Linked DNA regions of Homo sapiens: regions 2 and 3 are each linked to region 1. Evidence: chromatin contacts called from ENCODE Hi-C or POLR2A ChIA-PET data. All regions are on one chromosome and are shown on one strand. The core of a region is the stretch at or near the end of the contact, and the rest is flanking DNA. Distances in the headings are between cores, read along the strand shown. Region 1 holds the start of SKA1 (spindle and kinetochore associated complex subunit 1). Region 2 holds the start of ELAC1 (elaC ribonuclease Z 1). Region 3 holds the start of SMAD4 (SMAD family member 4).

The links. Hi-C counts contacts between places; a loop is a spot of excess contacts on that map. ChIA-PET counts read pairs that join two places held with the same protein, here RNA polymerase II (POLR2A). Pooled maps may share reads with other maps.
Region 2: a loop to region 1 is called in a map of dorsolateral prefrontal cortex, with 9 times the contacts of the local background. The contact joins the promoter of ELAC1 here to the promoter of SKA1 in region 1. A Hi-C loop is called at or near these places in 2 of 168 maps with a recorded cell type or tissue (dorsolateral prefrontal cortex and naive thymus-derived CD4-positive, alpha-beta T cell) and 13 of 50 pooled maps.
Region 3: a map of ascending aorta shows a loop between it and region 1 (12-fold over the local background). The contact joins the promoter of SMAD4 here to the promoter of SKA1 in region 1. A Hi-C loop is called at or near these places in 3 of 168 maps with a recorded cell type or tissue (ascending aorta and naive thymus-derived CD4-positive, alpha-beta T cell) and 17 of 50 pooled maps. POLR2A ChIA-PET finds 5 or more read pairs at or near these places in 1 of 52 experiments (HepG2).

What each region holds. Positions count from the first base shown.
Region 1 is chr18:50,373,791-50,376,828 of GRCh38, forward strand. It overlaps SKA1 (spindle and kinetochore associated complex subunit 1), which reads left to right and starts at 1,256. Exons shown (of 7, transcript NM_145060.4): 1 at 1,256-1,404; 2 at 2,030-2,128. The coding sequence starts at 2,041. It overlaps LOC105372114 (a long non-coding RNA gene), which reads right to left and starts at 1,088. Exons shown (of 3, transcript XR_935466.3): 1 at 805-1,088. RefSeq lists a silencer at 1-43.
Region 2 is chr18:50,966,387-50,969,537 of GRCh38, forward strand. It overlaps ELAC1 (elaC ribonuclease Z 1), which reads left to right and starts at 1,654. Exons shown (of 4, transcript NM_018696.3): 1 at 1,654-1,728. RefSeq lists an enhancer at 1,282-1,341 and a silencer at 1,492-1,981.
Region 3 is chr18:51,028,741-51,031,849 of GRCh38, forward strand. SMAD4 (SMAD family member 4) reads left to right here and starts at 1,473. Exons shown (of 12, transcript NM_005359.6): 1 at 1,473-1,883. LOC107985152 (a long non-coding RNA gene) reads right to left here and starts at 1,354. Exons shown (of 4, transcript XR_007066370.1): 1 at 1,178-1,354. RefSeq lists enhancers at 1,058-1,227, 1,084-1,702 and a silencer at 1,508-2,087.

The DNA of each region.
Region 1 (3,038 bases), core at 6-2,505:
GCTGGCAGCCTGAAGGTCCAAGTGCATAATAATAGCGCAGTGGAGCCAAGGGATGGACAGAACCTGGCGGTGCCACCACTCCAGCCTTGGGTGCTTTTCCCTCCTTTTCAACAGGGAGAATTAAACTTTTGTTTTTCTTATTTTAAATTTATATTTGCTCTTAAGTGGCAGGCCAGGTCTCACTAACAGCTGAACAGACAGGCCTCCGTAACCACTGTTTCAGCACTAGTTAAGTTAAATATTAAAAGCTGAAAGAGCCAGTGTCTTTATAGAAAGGCTGGTATGTAACAAAAGCCCACCAAGAGTTTTGCCCAGGCCTTTCCTGGTCCTTGAAGCATGAGAAAATAAAGAAGGAATTCTTAACAGGACCTGTTCAAGATTAAACAAGTTTTTATTGGGGGTCTGAAGAAACTCCCCCAGACCTCCACAAACAAGTTTATCGGGGGTCTGAAGGAACTGCCCAAACCTTCATGATTTAGCAGGAGACAAGATAAGGGTAATCACCTCTGGCACCTGCAGCCATCTAGATTAAGTAAATTTACTTAAATAAAGACCTTCCTTAGGACTGATCTTAGTTATAGATTAGAAACAGTTAATCATTTACGTCTTTACACACATGCACACTTACATGTAGACAGATAGTTTAGAAGGTATATAAGCTCTGGAAAACTTTGTAATTTTGAATCGATTTGGCGATATTTTCCAGGCCTTTTCCCTGTACCCGGTTACCGAAATAAACTCTTCTTTCCCAGTTCATCATGAGAATAAGCAGCCCAACCCCTGGTTTGGCCCGGGAACACTTACAGAGGCTGTCTAAGACCCAGAAGACAGGGTCACTGTTTCTTCCACACAAACTTAGCTGCTCTTTGGAATTTTCTGGGGTGTTTTTATAAATACTAAGGCTTGTGCCTCATTTCCCCAGTGTCTGATTTCACCGACTTGGGGTGTACTCTAGGCACTGAGACTTGTAATAGCTGCCCCTGGTGACTCTAAGGTGCAGCAAATGTCAAAGACCAGGACTTGGTGACGCCAGGTCCCTGGCTGGGCTGCGGTCAAGACTGCATGACCTGCTGAAATCTCCCCAGACTGGTTAGCGCGGAAAGAGCACCTCCGGGTTACCCTTTCGTCCGGAAGCCCCGCCTTCGCCGTCGCCCCGCCTTTCCCCGGCTCGGCCACCCCTCCTTCCCGCCCAGCTGTGGCCCCGGATGACGCAAACCGGGAACAGCGGCTGAGCCTGCGCTTCGGAAGCATGGATGTGCGCCTGCGCTGCGCTAGGGCGCGGCGGGCGGTTTGAATTTTGCTTACAGAGTCCCGTCTCACCATCCTGGGCTTCCAACGGAGACTGCGGTATCCGCAGCTGGAGACCCAGCGGCGAGTAGCCTTTTGCTCCCGGACGGACTTGAGGTTGGAGTCTGTGTGTTGGGGACCCTGCCTTTGGAAGCGCCCGAGGTAGCTGCTTGGCAGCTGGGGGCCGCGGACCGCGCCGGGCTTGGGGGAGGACGGGGCTGGAGGCTGGGTTGGATGCTTTAGACCCTCCCCTTCTCTCTCACCGGCGGAGTGGGTGGGAAACTGGTTCTTTCCCATTTCTCGGCCTCCTTACCGATCCCAAACTGTAAAGCCCCAACCCCTCACAGCACAGGAAAAATGATTACCTGGGCCCATTTCTTTGACAGTGTAACACATTTTTAAAAAATGTGTCCTTATTTTGCGTGTTTAAAGAAAATACCAATGTTGTCTTTATATACAAATAGTGCGTTTGTCCTCCTGAATCCTTAAGGAAAGGACCCAGGCTTATCCTCTTTCCCCTGGTTTGGGATCCATCGATGGCCTAAGGCTCTAAGACAAGTCAGTACGGTACCGTGGTTAGAAACTGAATGTTGTAGAAATGAAAGAAATTGCTCTTGAATTTTTGTGCTTAACCTTCAAAGACATGTGATTTACTTGACATTGACCATTCTTGGATTTCGAAAGTGAACAGAAATTTGTGTGGCTTTTCTTGTTACGAATATGTTTATGTTTTTTTCTTCAGAGGCTTAAAGGATGGCCTCGTCAGATCTGGAACAATTATGCTCTCATGTTAATGAAAAGATTGGCAATATTAAGAAAACCTTATCATTAAGAAACTGTGGTAAGTAAAACAGATTCCACTGACTTTGTATATACAAAATGCATTTTGATTATTCCACTCTGAATGATATCTTTGCTTGGTTAAGTGACTGCATCTTAGGTAATTTTAGATTTTTGCATAACGATTTTTTAAATAGTCCAATGTCATTTTGAATATTGTGGAGGATACTAAAAATGTAAGGTACATTGAACAATGAACTGAATATTCATTAGAATTATTTACTTATGTTTTTCTGAGACACATAGGCCAATGGTGAGATTTGAAGGTTATGTGGCATCCATGGTTCTACAGCTAAATAGAGATACAGTCATGCGTTCCTTAATGATGGAGATGTGTTCTGACAAAAGCGTTACATGATTTTGTCGTTGTGCAAACATCACATCATAGAATGTACGTAAATGTACACAAACCTAGATGGTATAGCCTACTACATATCTAGGCTATATAGCCTATTGCTCCTAGGCAACAAACCCGTATAGCATGTGACTGTACTGAATACCTTAGGCAAGTGTAACACAATGGTGAGTATTTGTGTATCTAAACATAGAAAAGATACAGTAAAAGATTAAAAATGGAACACCTGTATAGGCCACTTACCATTGATGGAGCTTGCAGAACTGGAAGTTGCTGTGGGTGAGACAGTGACTGTGAGGGCCTAGGACATCACTGTATACTACTGTAGGCTTTATAAGTACTATACACTTATGCTACACTAAATTTATAAAAAATGAAAAACTTTCTTCAATAATACATTAACCTTAGCTTACTATAACTTTTTTACTTAATAAACTTCTTAGTTTGGCTTAGCTTTTTTATTCTTTTCTAATAGCTTAAAACAAATACATTGTACAGGTGTACAAAAATATTTTTATATCTTTATGAGCTTTTTTTCTATTTTTTTTTAACTTTT
Region 2 (3,151 bases), core at 404-2,903, 590 kb after region 1:
CTTCCTCACTCATCTCTTAGCTAGTGATCTCCCTTTTTCCATATCCTTTTAAGTGGATTGTTTCCTGACTGAGTGTAGGCTCCTTAAAACCAGGGACCGGCAGGGCACGGTGGCTCGCGCCTGTAATCCCAGCACTTTGGGACACTGAGGCGGGTGGATCGCTTGACCTCAGGAGTTTCACACCAGCCTGGGCAACACAGTGAAACCCCATCTTTACAAAAAAAAAAAAAAAAAAATAGCTGGGTGTGGTGGCTTGCCTGTAGTGCCAGCTACTTGGGAGGTTGTAGTCCTGTAGTCCCAGCTACTGATACTTGGGAGGCCGAGGTGGGAGGATTGGTTGAGTCCAGGAGGAAGAGGTTGCAGTGAGCTGAGATCGCGCCACTGCGCTCCAACCTGGGTGATAGAGTGAGACCCTGTCACAAACAAACAAACAAACAAAAACCCAAAACCAGGGACCATGACAAATTTTTAAAATCTCTCAGCCCCAAAAATAATACTATCCACAAAGTCAGAGCTCCATTAATACTGGAATAAAGGTTAAAAGAGCCCAATAAGTAGAAGTAGATGAGTTAATGATTTTTAAACAAGTGGCAGTCTCTCTGTCCTGGTAGTTTCAAGAAACACCACTCCGATTCCTATTTTGAAGCTGCTGGATTTTTTTTTTTTTTTTTTTTTTTTTTTTTAACAGAGTCTCGCTCTGTCGCCCAGGCTGGAATGCAGTGGTGCGATCTTGGCTCACCGCAACCTGCACCTCCTGGGTTCAAGCGATTCTCATGCCTCAGCCTCCCGAGTAGCTGGGACTACAGGCGTGTGCCACCATGACCGGCTAATTTTTTTTTTTTTTTGTATTTTTAGTAGAGACGAGGTTTGCCATGTTGGCCAGGTTGGTCTCGAACTCCTGAGCTCAGGCAATCCGCTCGTCTTGGCCTCCCAAAGTGATGGGATTACAGGTGTGAGCCACGGCGCCCGGCCAGCTGCTGGATATTTTGACCACCTCAAGTACGCTGAGCACGAAATCAGTGCATCTGGCAGTACACAGGAGCTTGAAATACTTTTTTTAAAAGTTGTTATTCAAACTGAAGGAGTTTTTCCCTGTGGTCTGTAATCGCCACGTGCCCGTTCTGTATACAGCCAGCCTGGGTTTTTCAATCCCACGTCCGCTACCTAAGAGAACACCAAGGCTTGGAGTGAGTATGGCACAATCAGCTTCAGATGTTAAGCAAATATTCCAACCTAGAGTAGGAAAATGGAATATGGACGGGGCTTTATGAAGGTGCATGGTCAGGCAAAGGATCTTAGTGGATGAAAGACAGTAAAGATTCATCCCAACCAAAGACCAAAAATGACACATATGTATGAGCAAAACATCAGGAAGAACACTCTTATGTGGAAAATATTACACGGAAAACAAAAGAAGAGTAACTTTTTCCCTTTTGGTTTATCCCGCTCTGGTCCTCAGGGCGATAGCTACCACCTGACACACAGCGACCTGGGAAAGAGGGAAACTCAATCACTGCCCTCGCGGCCCGGGGGGAGCCCGGAAGCGCGCCCAGAGCCAGGTCCCGCGCGGGCGCCACCGAGCGCGGACCTCCCTCGCATCCTAGAGCGGCCGCGCGGGACCCGGCCGGCGGCGCACTTCCGCCCGGGCGCATTGTAGCCCCGCGGACAGCTGGGCCAGGGTGCGGGCCTGCGCCTCCCTCGGCTCCTGGCGCGGGCCTCGGGGAGAGGGTGAGTGCGGTAGGGCATACCAGAGGGGGGCGGGCGCGCTTCCTCGGGACTCGCCGGCTCGATCAGGCACGGCCCGGCGCTGGGGACCTAAGCCTGGGGAGCGCCCGGGAGCGAGGACGCGCCTCGTTCACCGCCCCGGGCCGGAGTCTCGGCGGGCCGGAGCCTCGGCCGCCCGGCGCCGCCGCCCACCCAGCCTTTTTCGAGGCCAACACGGTCTCGTGGGGGAGCCTGGGCTCTCTGGAGGCCGGAAATCTGGCCTCTGGCCCTGCCTGTGCCTTGGCCTCTTACTCTCTGCCGCCCGGCCTCGGTTCTTTCAGCTCTAAGATGGAGGACAGCGATATCTGCCCTAGGCACACCACAGGGTGATTGCAGGGTTGACACTGCCTGCCTGAAAACGAAGGAGCGCCGGTTCTCAACCCGGCAACCAGTAGAATCGCTTGGGAAGCCTCCAAATGCTGATGCCCCATCATCACCGGGGAATTGTGATCTGCGGCCAGGACCGAGATCCACGGGCCCAGAGTGAAATGACAGTACTGTGATCACGACTGGAATATGCACTTCGCCGAACGTGGATCACAGTCTTGAGAAAGCAAGCAGCTGGGTTTTTGTTTTGTTTTTTTTCCAAGAAGACAGGGACCTAATCTGGTTTGCTCGCATTTAATTCCTAGTGCCTAGAATGGTGCATGTCCCAAAACATGCACCATTGATTAAATAATTTCTGATTACTTCCCGACCTATTTGGAGGGTTTTCATTATATTTGTTTTAAAATTATTATGGAAACCTTCAAGTCATATATGAAAATTGAATAGTAACTGAACTCCCAATTCATGATCAATTCTGTTTCATCTGTTACCCTCTCCCCCACTGTAGTATTTTGAAGCAAATCTGAAATGTACCATTCCATCTGTTACCTTGTTCATGTTTATAAAACACAATAACACCTTTTTAAAACATAAAGCCATTATCAGTGTACTTAGCACTTCATTTTACCCTCTACTATCCAGTCAGCATTTACATTTTCCTAGTTGTCTCTTTCCTCTTACCCAGTTTGTCCAAATCAGTATCCAAACAATCTACACACGTTATATTTGGTTGATGTCTCTTAGATCTCTCTTAATCTTTTTCTCTTGCTCTTTATTTTGTTCCCTGTATTTTACTTGAACAAGTCATTTGTACGGTTCACGTTTTCTACAACCAGGATTTTGCTTTTTCCATCTCTGGTATCCTTTAATAAGCAGGTATTTAGACCTGCAGACTTGTTCAGGTCAGGTTCGATTTTTTGGCAAGAGAACTTAATGGGGGATTACTGTGTTTTTCACATTGTATCATACCAGGAGTTAGATAGCATCTTGCCTCTCTTTGTGGACCTTTTATGTACAAGTAGCACCGTAGGGTAACAATTGACCAGGGAATGCCAGCAAA
Region 3 (3,109 bases), core at 223-2,722, 660 kb after region 1:
ACAGACGGAATAGAAGAAGTTTAGTTATAACAATGTCTCAATTTCTTAAAAACTTCTTCTGAGGTATATTACCTAAGATTCACATATTGATCTGTTACCAAATCATGTTTTGTAATCTATCAGCTGACAGATCTTCCTTCAGTTTTGTTGACAGAAAAGATTTGAAAACTATCTGACTTGAAAAATAATTTAATATCCATTCACTAAGGTCATTTACTTTCTCAGCATAGATACCGATTTTTGAATTGTCCCTTTTGGATTGCTGGGGAGGTTCTGCATTGATCCCATGCACCTTAGTAGTGGGTGAGAATTTTGACTTTCTTCTGTAAGGTGGGAGGACAGTTTTGAAAGGGGATGCTGTGTCCTCAGCTCCTTTCTCAAGCTGGGCAAGTTTAGAAAATAGAATATATAGCAATGGAAGATGTGGAAATGAATTCCCTTAAAACTGGTCTCCATAAACCCCAGGGGTAAGAGAACACCAGTTTGGAGCTTTAGGGGCTTTCTGGTCAAAGAGGGAATGGCCCAGGCGGTGATGTGGAGGATAGAATGAAGCACTGAGTATGAGTGGCGAAGGCGTACGGTGGGTGTAGAGATTTTCTGGGCGACGTGACCTAAGAAATGACTTTAGAACTGGCTAATCATTGGTTTTGGAGGGACTAAAAGTAGTTCCTGGTTGGTGAAAATAAATCATTAATGCGTTTTAAATGAAAAAGAAATGCATGCGTCTTGTAAAAAATGTGAAATAAAAGAGGCATAAAGTCAAAAGCAGAGCCTATGCCTTCCCCCACCAAACAAACAGGTAACCTAGTTAACAGGTGTGTCGTAGGATTCGAAGTTCGCCTCCAGCTCCGAGAGTGCGCCTACATCTCTTCCAACAAAATCCACTCACACTTGCAACGCCTGGCAAGGCTCTTCAATATGTGATTCCTTGACTGTCCTGTGCGTCTCTCGAGTGTAAACACCTCTGGGGCTCGTGATTCGGGGCTGCCAGAAAGAGAAGGAAGGTGCCGCCAGCGTCTGTTTCTTCCCGAAGTGAACTCCTACAACCTAGCCACCTTCTCCCCAGAGCTGTCGACTGGCTGTTGAAGGCCAATTTTTGTGCCTACGCAGGTCCTCAACACAGAACAAAACAAAAAAACAACAAAGGCCGGGCTAATAGCTATTTATAAACACTTACTGGACGCCCACTCTACGCCGAGCTCTCCCGCGCTCCTTGGATACTTTTTTGCAACGAGATGCCAATTTCCCCGGCGACCACTCCCTCAAACAGGCCTTCGCCTCCGCCCGCGCTGAGGCCCAGGCCCAGGTCCAGATTCAGAGCCGCCCGCCGGCTGGCGCTGCCCTGTAGGCGCCTGCGCAGAGCGACCCTCCCCGTCACTCGGAGCGGGAGGCGGGGGCAGCCGGGAGAAAGGAAAGCTGCGGGGGAAAAGGGCCAAACCCTGAAATTACCCGGATGTGGTCCCCGCGCGCGCATGCTCAGTGGCTTCTCGACAAGTTGGCAGCAACAACACGGCCCTGGTCGTCGTCGCCGCTGCGGTAACGGAGCGGTTTGGGTGGCGGAGCCTGCGTTCGCGCCTTCCCGCTCTCCTCGGGAGGCCCTTCCTGCTCTCCCCTAGGCTCCGCGGCCGCCCAGGGGGTGGGAGCGGGTGAGGGGAGCCAGGCGCCCAGCGAGAGAGGCCCCCCGCCGCAGGGCGGCCCGGGAGCTCGAGGCGGTCCGGCCCGCGCGGGCAGCGGCGCGGCGCTGAGGAGGGGCGGCCTGGCCGGGACGCCTCGGGGCGGGGGCCGAGGAGCTCTCCGGGCCGCCGGGGAAAGCTACGGGCCCGGTGCGTCCGCGGACCAGCAGCGCGGGAGAGCGGACTCCCCTCGCCACCGCCCGAGCCCAGGTAACCGCGCCATGTCCCCTCCCCTTCCCCCGGCCGGGCCCGCGCACCCCGCCTGTGGCTTCCCCGCCCCGGGGCGGGCTCCCGACGACGGCGGCGGCGGCGGCGGCGGCTGGGAGCGCGCGGAATCCTCTGGGAGGGCGACCGCGGCGGCCTGACGAGCCGGGCCGGGCGGGCCGGCTGAATGCCGGGCGGCGGTGCCTCGCGTCCCTCGGGCCCCCAGCTCCGCTTGCAGCTCGTGGGAGAATCAAGTTAAACTCGGACGGGACTCCTGCCGCGGCCGCCGCTCCTCTTTGTTGTTCTCAGTAGTTTCACGGTCGCCCCGGCTGAGCGCGTTGGGTCGGCTGGAATGTGTTGCCTTAGGGTCTAAGTGAAAGTTGTAAATTGTTTGTCTAAATTTATTTTCTCCAGCCAATTTCTGTTTTGTCTTTGTCCCCTACTTTCTCTTCCTAGTCTTGTCATGCCAGTTTACGCTTCTGGCTTTGATATGTTTACTTTTTGAGTACTGAGAGTGACAGCGGTATGCAGGACACATTCTTAGCACCTAACTGAACCCCTCCTTGCCCCCAATAAAACATGCTTCCTAATAAAAGACACAGCTGATCTTACTGTTAGCACTGCATGTACTGACAGTGAAATTGGTGTAGGGTGGAGGGCGGTGGCTCCATCACTTGTCCCAAACTGCTGTTAGGATTTCTCAAACTAGATTTTCAAAGACACAAGTGTGTTTAGTTAACCTGAAAGGTTTATTTGCTGGTGCAGAGGCTTTAAAAAGCCCTGTTGAAGATTGATAGCTGTTTCCCTTCAAAAACCTAAGTACGTTTGTTTTTATTTAAAAAAACACATTTATTTCCCAATTAGTTTCTTAATGCATTTAGTTTTTGCACCGTAGTTTAAGGTGGAATTGCCAGTTATTTAGGAATAATAAACACAACAGGATAATAGCGGAATTACCCTGAATTGACTTTCTGCAAACATATAATCTTAGCTAATTTTTGTTAGTAACCTTTGACTTTTGCCAGAATTAGCATCCTTCTAGTCTTAGTAGCAGCTTGGTTACTCGGGTGTTTTAAGAAGTAGGTTCACTCCTTTTTGCTGGCAAAAACCATTTAGTATCAAAAAAAAAAAAATGCGTAATTTCGTAATTAGATTTAGAACAAGGCATTTGAATAATTTTTATGGTGGATTTCATAAATTACTTTTGCCATACCCTGCAGAGACTAGATAAT